Linked DNA regions of Homo sapiens: region 2 is linked to region 1. A link is a loop called in an ENCODE intact Hi-C map of the cell type or tissue named here. Cell type or tissue: transverse colon. All regions are shown on one strand. Each heading gives the region's core, and the rest is flanking DNA. Links, peaks and the distances in the headings are about the cores only.

Region 1 (4,404 bases), core at 74-4,073:
ATCACACAGAGATTTCAGAATATTAAATGGAAGATGTCAAGGAATTCATAGTTCAACAAAAAAGAAGGTTCAACTTCTAAAGTACTCTGCACAGAAAGACATAAATGAATTGTTTCAAAATTGCATTTGTCAGCCAACTGTTTGGAATTTGAATTTTTTTTTCATAAAAACGTTATAAACTATGATTTGCTTCCCGGGCAAAATTAGACTAAGGTTAAAACAAAACAGGAAAATACAAACACATCAAAACTTGGTATTTCTCCTTAATGCCATTTTAATGGAGAAGAAAAGCTCAGAAGGCTTAACCAATCACTCTGTTTAGTTTTAACTGAGAGCTGAAAACATATATTGGATTTTCAAAAATGTTTTAGACTTTAAGGGAATTAGCTTATTGTATTCTGTCCATGCTCACGTTCTTCTTTGTTCTTCATGCTATATTCATATAGTATTATTGCCAATAATCTTAGGGGAGGGACATCAGCCACATTCATAGCCAATGGAGGACAGCAATCTAAAACAGAAGATTAAGAAAGCCAGGTGCAGTGGCTCACACCGGTAATCCCAGCACTTTGGAAGGCTGAAGCAGGAGGATTGCTTGAGCCCAGAAGTTCGAGACCAGCCTGGGCAACATGGTGAGACCCCATCTCTACAAAAATTTAAACAATTACCCAGGTGTGGTGGTATATGCCTGTAGTCCCAGCTACTTAGGAGGCTGAGGTGGGAGGGTCACTTGAGCCTAGGAGGTCAAGGCTGCAGTGAGCCATGATTGCACCACTGCCCTCCAGCCTGGGTAACAAAGTGAGACCCCGTCACAAAAAAAAAAAAAAAAAGCCGGGCGGGGGGGTGCCGGGCGCAGTGGCTCGCATCTGTAATCCCAGCACTTTGGGAGGCCCAGGCAGGTGGATCACTTGAAGTCAGGAATTTGAGACCAGCCTGGCTAACATGGTGAAACCCCATCTCTATTAAAAAAAACACAAAGAATTAGCCAGGCGTAGCAGCGCATGGCTGTAATCCCAGCTACCCGGGACGCTGAGACAGGAGAATCGCTTGAACCTGGGAGGCAGAGGTTGCAGTGAGCCGAGATCGTGCCATTGCACTCTAGCATGGGCAATAAGAGCAAAATACCATCTCAAAAAATAAAAAAGAAAAAGTAAGAAAGTTTGAGAGACACTGAAGTAACTTTGCAGGAAATTAAAGAGAAACAAGAAGGAGAAAAAAGAGTAAGAGTGAGGGAATTGCTTGCAATAGAGAAGTTACTTGAGGTGCAGTTAATGGAACTGAGAAATGAGAAAGGTGTGTGGAATTACCCTAGGAGGAAGGTGTGTTAAAAGTGCACAGAAATCAAAATCCAAATGCCTTCAGACAGGTCCATGAAAGAAGCAGGCTGGGTTAGAAAGAATAGGAAATAGGGGGGACTGTGGCAAACTAGAGAGTTTCAAGAAATACATATTTATTTTTTCGTGAAACATCGGTGTGAGCCAAAGCCAAAACCTCTGTAAGCCGAGTTTTGTCTGCTGGCCACCATTCAGAACTTTCAGCAAAGAGATGAAAAGCAGACCTGGAATCAGACTCCCTGGGTTCACATTCCTGCGTCACCACTCAGGATTCCATGACCTCAATTTCCTCATCTGGGCCAGCATGGTGGCTCATGCCTGTAATCCCAGCACTTTGGGAGGCTGAGGCAGGCAATTACATGAGAGCAAGAGTTCAAGACCAGCCTGGGCAACATGGCGAAACCCCATCTGTACTAAAAATACAAAAACTAGCTGAGTGTTGCAGTGCATGCCTGTAGTCCCAGCTACTTGGGGGGCTGAGGCACGAGAATTGCTTGAGCCTGTGAGGCGGAGGTTATAGTGAGCCAAGATCATGCCACTGCACTCCAGCCTGGGTGACAGAGCAAGAGACTCTGTCTCAAAAAAATTTTTAAAAAAATCCTCACCTATATAATGATAGTTTCTACTTTGCATGATTGTGGTGAAGATTAAGTAAGATAATGTGGGTAAGGTACTTAGTGTAGAGTCCAGCAGGCCTCTCTGTAAGTGCTTAATGAGCATGCACTAGAATGTAGTTTCACACCTGTAATCCCAGCACTTTGGGGAGGCCGAGGCAGGCAGATCTCTTGGGCCCAGGAATTTGAGGCCAGCCTGGGCAACACAGCAAGACACTGTCTCTATAGGGAAGGGGTGGGGAAGAGTGGATGGGTGTGGTGGTGTACACCTGTAGTCCAAGCTACTCAGGAGGCTGAGGCAGGAGGATGGCTTGAGCCCAGGAGGTTGAGACTGCAGTGAGTCATGATCACACCACTGCACTCCTGCCTGGGTGACAGAGTTAAGATGCTGCCTCAAAACTTTTAATTAAAAAGCCTAATTCTATCCTTTAATATCTTCCTGAAAAGCTTTGTCCATAAGAGAAAAATTGTATTACTAATTATTTGAACCTCCATGCTACTGGCTTTAACTTCAGTCTCCAGAATCAAAAGACAGCAGCTCCAAGCCGACCCCCACTATAGGCAGTATATTTAGCTATGACCCTTTATTTAGAAAGGTGAGATTTTCTGGCTCATCTAAAGGCAGACTGCATTTTAAAAATTGTTATCATATAAACACTGAGAAATCTAACTACAAGAGAAATTTGGTGAGGGTGACAACAGGATACCCAATCAGCATTTCCACCTCAGGAGATGTAGAATGGTCACAGGCTGCATTTGTATGAGAGTCTGGGTGGTCTCTGGAAGAGATGGCTCAAAGGATTTGGAGAGGTCTATTGTGCCAGCCAAGGACTCTTTAATGGGAAAATGACAAAGGGTATCACCAACCATGGGGAGAGCTCATCTTGAGGCTACGTTCATCCTGGGTCACCAAGTGCTTGCTAATAAGAATTCCTGATTTTTGCACCTTGATTTTGTATCCTGAAGCTTTGCTGAAGTTGTTTATCAGATCTAGGAGCTGTAGAAAGCAATTTGGAGATTTCTCAAAGAACTTAAAACAGAACTACAATTTGACACAGCAAACTCATTACTAGGTATATATCCAAAGGAATATAAATCATTCTACCATAGAGACACATGTATGCATATGTTCATCACAGAACTATTTACAATAGCAAAGACACACAATCAACCTAAATGCCTATCAGTGGAGGACTGGATAAAGAAAATGTGGTACATAAACACCATGGAATGCTACATAGCCATAAAAAGAATGAGACGATGTCCTTTGCAGCAACATGGATTGAGTTGGTGGCCATTATCGTAAGTGGATTAACATAGGAACGGAAAACCAAATACTGCATGTTCTCACTTATAAGTTGGAGCTAAACATTGCATACACATGGATGCAAAGAAGGGAACAGTAGACACTGGTCTACTTGAAGATGGAGGGTGGGAGGAGGGAGAGGATCAAAACACTACCTATCGGGTATTATGCTTATTACCTGGGTGATGAAATAATCTGTACACAAAACTCTCATGACATGCAATTTACCCATATAACTAACCTGCATATGGACCCCCCAAACCTAAAATAAAAACTGGAAAGAAGAAAAGGAATTACTTTGAGGAGTGGTATTGTTTGGTCTTTCAAATGCTATCCATCCACAGAGGAGCTTTACATCCTTTTTCCTTTTTATCACATTTCTTGAGAAAAAGGTGAATATGAAAGACCTAAAGGTCTTGGAGAAAAAAAATAAAACTTGAAAGCTCGGGTTTGCTGTAAGGCACTTGGAAGACAAGCCCATCCTGGTGGAAGCCTCGTAAACAACCCTGAAAAGAGAGAACTCTGCTATCTGGGAATGAACAGCCACAGGAGCTGCCAGAGTAGCCCAGACAGAGGCACCGCATGGTGCCTTTGCTCTTGTGAAAGTAAAATAAATCTTGGGCCCCCCAAATTAGTATGACCTATGACCTGGAAGCCACCTCCCTGCTTTGAGTTGTCCTGCCTTTGCTTCAAGTTGTCCCAACTTTCCAGACCGAACCAATGTTCATCTTACATATGTTGATTGATGTCTGATTTCTTCCTAAAATGTACAAAACCAAACTGTGCTCTGACCACAATGGGCACATGTCATCAGGACCTCCTGAGGCTGTGTCATGGGCCCGTGTCCTCAACCTTGGCAAAATAAACTTTCTAAATTAACTGAGACCCATCTCAGATATTCAGAGTTTACAGTCTCAGTAGCAACTAGGAGCACAATGTGGCCTAGTGTGAGAGAGCCCCTGGGGGGCCATGGGGACTGTTAGGAAAGTGAGCATAGTGGCGGGTACTGGGAATGTCATCCCTGATTCTGCCACCAGAGACAACCCTCCTATGTCATCCTTGCCCCATGTGCACCTGTTATTTTTACCTACTGCAGTGTATTCTTCTAAGTTGGTTTCATCTCTAACTAGACAATGGCTCCAGGAGGAGT
Region 2 (4,404 bases), core at 121-4,120, 65 kb before region 1:
CCTCAACTCACAGCCTCCCCCAACAATTATTGGACAATATGATTTCTAAGAAAATTGTAGACTCTAAAATTTAATGATTATATATTTAAATTTTTATGTAAGATGACCTTAGATAATACAAAATAATATGTATATCAAGGAAATGAGGGGGAGATATTGAGGAGGGAGTCACCAAGAAGAGCTGCTTTCAGGAATGGGTGGAGAGTAAGAGAGGGATAAAGTGAGTTGAAGAAGTATAGAAACTATATATACCTTAATATTTTAAAATAAAAAACAAAAAAGGAGAAGCCTAAAACTTTTAAAAGTTACTTTTGTTGGAGAGGCTATGCTTTTTTACCCCAACACAGCTCTAGTACTAAAAAATATAGTTCAAGACTTCCTACGCATTTCATTTATAGAAGTGTTTGGAAGGTTTTTGATAAGATAAACAGTTTAATGGAAAGTCTCAGACTCTGGAGAGCTGAGATATAAAATAATAATAATAAATGATACTAATATTAGCTACTATTGTTTTCTGAGCACTTGCTAAGTACCAGGCATTATGCTAAGACATATATAACCTCAATTAGTCTTTACAACAATCATAGGTAGAAGTTATTATCATCCTCTTTTATAGATGAGACTCTAGAGACCTAAGACATAAAAATAAGAATAAAAATGGATACTAATATTAGCTACTGTTTACTGAGCATTTACTAAGTACCAGACACTATGTTAAGACATATATAACCTCAATGAGTCTTTACAACAATCCTACATAGAGGTTATTATTCTCTTTGATACATGAGGAGTCTGAGGCTTTGAGAGGTTTAGGAAACTGTCCAAAGTCTCACAGCTGGTAAATGCTGATGCATGGTTTGCTTTATTGCCATGCAGTGTATGCTTTTTTTCTAGTCATGAATTGTAATATAAATGTATCTTTTTCGAAAAACCCATGACTTTCTCCATCACAGACTGCTTGGGTTTGAGTCTTTGCTCAGGCACTTCCTGGCTTTCACCTGGAACAAGCAATTCAAACTCTCCTTATCTGTAACATGAAGAGATATTAATATCTACTTCCTCAGATTGTTGGGGTGATTAAATTACCTAAGGTATTTAAAGTACCTTACCTTGACCCTAGCATGACAAGGGTTAGTCCTTACCTGTGTTGATGACACTAGTTTCCTGTGTGGGCAGGAAATCTTTACTTTTGATTTTTATTTATTGTTTTAAAAATTTTAATTAACAAAGACTGTATATATTAAAGGTATACATAATGATTTATGTACACATTGTGTAATGATTGTTACAGTCAAATTAATGAACACATCCATCACTACCCATGCTGTACATTAGATTCCCAGAATTTGTACATGGTATAACTGAAAGTTTATACTCTTTGATCAACAAATCCCCATTTTCCCCATCCCTCAGCCCCTGACAACTACCCTTCTACTCTGTTTCTATGAACTTGACGTTTTTTAGATTCCACATACAAGTGAAATCATGTAGTATGTGTCATTCTGTCCCTGACTTATTTCACATAACATGAGTCCACCAGGTTCATCCACATTGTCACAAATGACAGTATTTCCTTCTTTTTAAAGGCGAATAGTATTCTATCATATATACATATGCCAAAATTTCTTTATACATTTATCCACTAATGTACATTTAGATTGTTTCCATATCTTGGCTGTTGTGAAAAATGTTGCAATAAACAAGGGGGTAGAGCTATCTCTTCAAGATACTGATTTCATTTTCCTGCATCTTTCTGAGCACCATTTTTTCCTAATAGATAAGATGGAGAAGTTGGACTATGTGATCTTACAAGGTCTTTTCAGCTTCTATGATCATTGTTCTCTGATTAAGTAACTGTAGTTGGGAATAACTCCTGGCAACATCTGGAATGAGGGATGAAGGAGAGCCAGCAAAGCCTCCCTGTCAGCTGACTCCCGCTTCGGGAGAGTGCATGAGAATTGGGCAATTGGACTCAAATTCATGGAGATTTCCCTTAGCTCCCAGGGAAAACTCTGATAAAGAAGACCTAATTATTTCTATTTAGTTTCATCTTCACACCGGTTTGGGAGCTGTTCTTTCCTTCTTAGAATGATAAAATCCAAAGGACTTCTTGCTTAATTTAGTATCTCTTTGTTTTTAACTCTTGAATTTCAAAAAAGCAGCTACTAATAATTCTGCATTTATTATAGCCAACTCTGCAAGAATTTATATCATGTAAGTAGACTGATTTGTTATGTTTGAATGTTTGTTCTGAATATGTGGCGGTATACTGTTTCCATGGTTTGCTTTATTGCCACGTAGTTCATGCTTTTTTTTTTCCAGCTATGAACAATACATTTGGCAATGCTGGTATTCTGTCACTATGACAATTTAATGTTGAACAAAATACATGGGAAGAAAAGGGAACCCATCCAATGTGGTGAGAGTTGACCCACCAGCTTCACAGCCCAAAACATATTATAGCAAGTTGTGCTGACATATTTTGACAATTCAGAACAATTATTCATCCAGTAGCCATCACGTTTTTTGAAGAAGGCTTTTATAACACTACCCTTAATCAACAATATCAGAATTTATAAACTCCCCTAGAGCCCTGGAATAGTTTGAAAGGGAGCTGGAGGGAAAAGTTGAAAGACACACTGAACTAAAGATCATAGGTGGGATGGCTGACATTAAGGATACACTTTGATTCCCCGATTCTTCATTAAAACCTAAACAACAAAATCCTTCCAAATATCAGAGTTAACAAAATTTAGTTTTCTTCAATATGAATGTCACTTGCCAGAATGCATGTTTGACTGTCCCCAAGTGGCTGTTTACCTGAGGTTTTCTGTCTCCCATCCTTTGATAGTAATTTTCTTTGGAGATTAAGATGCGAGTATTTCCCTGATGTTCTTACAGTAATTACACTACCAAGAGTTTGGGGCGATTCAAGATAAAACAGAGGCTGACAGTTTGTAGGGCTGTCTTCCACGCCCATCCTCACACCTCACACTCTTCTGGTCACCATGCTTCCCTATCCCAAGCCCAGTGTCCCGACTCTGGCCTACCCACTTGCCAATGACATACTTGGATCCAAAACCATCCCTCCTCCCACTCACTGAAACATGACTCTGATTTTCCAAGAATTGGAGGCTTATAAGGGTCTCCTTGGATATTGCTTCCAGCTCCACTGATTTATGCATCTGTTTAATAGACCTATTTTGAGTGTTCATTTTATGAGGCCTCATCCATATGCTTAAATACTCTCTGAAACTTACATATCAATCACTCAGTTACCATTTATCCCTTATCAAGTGCTCATCCAACTTGAACACCTCCAAGGCTGAGGAGATCTGAAAGGGGGTGTAGGGGCAGGGGCTCCTTCAGGCAGCCCGTTACAACTTCAGAAGGCTTTGTGAGGAAGTATTTATTTATACTGAGGCAAAATGTATCTTCCTGAAGTTTCTGCCCATTAGTCCCATTTCTTCCTTTTTCACAGGGTACTCCTTCAAAGATTTGGCAATGGCTATCGGGTCTCCTTCATCGTCTCTCTACCAAGTGACTCATCCCTAATTCCCCCCACCATTTTTCATATAAAACTTTAATTTTTTTAACCTTAATCTGAACATAAGATTACCCCTCTTAAAATGCAGTGCCAGAGAAGCCAGAAACAATCCCTCAGATACAGCCAAGTTGTTCATACAACAGAAGAGCTGAATTATTTCCTTCCTCATTCTCCAACCAGACATTTGCTCATCTCTCCCATAACACCATTCGTGCCACCTCAGTGAGATGTGGCCCATCTCATGTCACCTGCTTTTTCTCTGTTTTCCACTACTCTGAACTCACTTGCTCCAACTTGCCAAGCTCATACTCACTTAGCAATAAAGATCAAAGATTCAAACCACCAGCTTCACCATGATTTGTCTAGATGACCTTGGCCAATTCAACTCAGCCTGTCACTCCAAGTCCCAGTTTCTTCAATCTACAGAATAGGGATTGTAATAACCATCTCCTAGAGCTGTTGAAGGGATTGAACGAGTTATGATATTTAATGTCCTTTACAAAATGCCTCGCACATAGGAGTGCCCCAATATTTCCTTAATATGGTACCCTGTTATTTTTTTAATCATTGCTATCTGTAGACATATCTTTGTGAATCCCCTTCGTTATTACACTTCTAACTCTTGTCCAGTCTTTTGGGGAAGTTGTTTCAGTTGTTGTTGTTTGTTTGAACATTCTTTTCTAGCTCTTTTTATCCTTTATTTATTTTCTTTGAAAGTTAATAGGTAAGACTAATGGTGGTGTTATGGTTTGGCTATGTCCCCACCCAAATCTCAGCTGGAATTGTATCTCTCAGAATTCCTACATGTTGCAGGAGGGACCCAGAGGAGGTAATTGAATCATGAGGGTGGGTATTTC

The links. Hi-C counts contacts between places; a loop is a spot of excess contacts. Peaks named below come from ENCODE experiments on the same cell type or tissue, not always from the same donor. Only the 100,000 strongest peaks of a DNase experiment are listed, where the experiment ranks them.
Region 2: a loop joins it to region 1, with 5 times the contacts of the local background. A loop is called at or near these places in 1 of 110 quality-filtered maps.

Annotation. Positions count from the first base shown.
Region 1 is chr7:106,578,306-106,582,709 of GRCh38, forward strand. All of the region lies in intron 2 of CTB-30L5.1 (a long non-coding RNA gene), which reads right to left. Among named protein-coding and RNA genes, the nearest start is that of CTB-30L5.1, 18 kb to the right of the region's middle. In transverse colon, for the core only: no CTCF peak of the experiment used is centred there; a DNase peak (open chromatin) is centred at 1,623.
Region 2 is chr7:106,513,174-106,517,577 of GRCh38, forward strand. No RefSeq gene overlaps it. Among named protein-coding and RNA genes, the nearest start is that of CTB-30L5.1, 83 kb to the right of the region's middle. In transverse colon, for the core only: no CTCF peak of the experiment used is centred there; no DNase peak of the experiment used is centred there.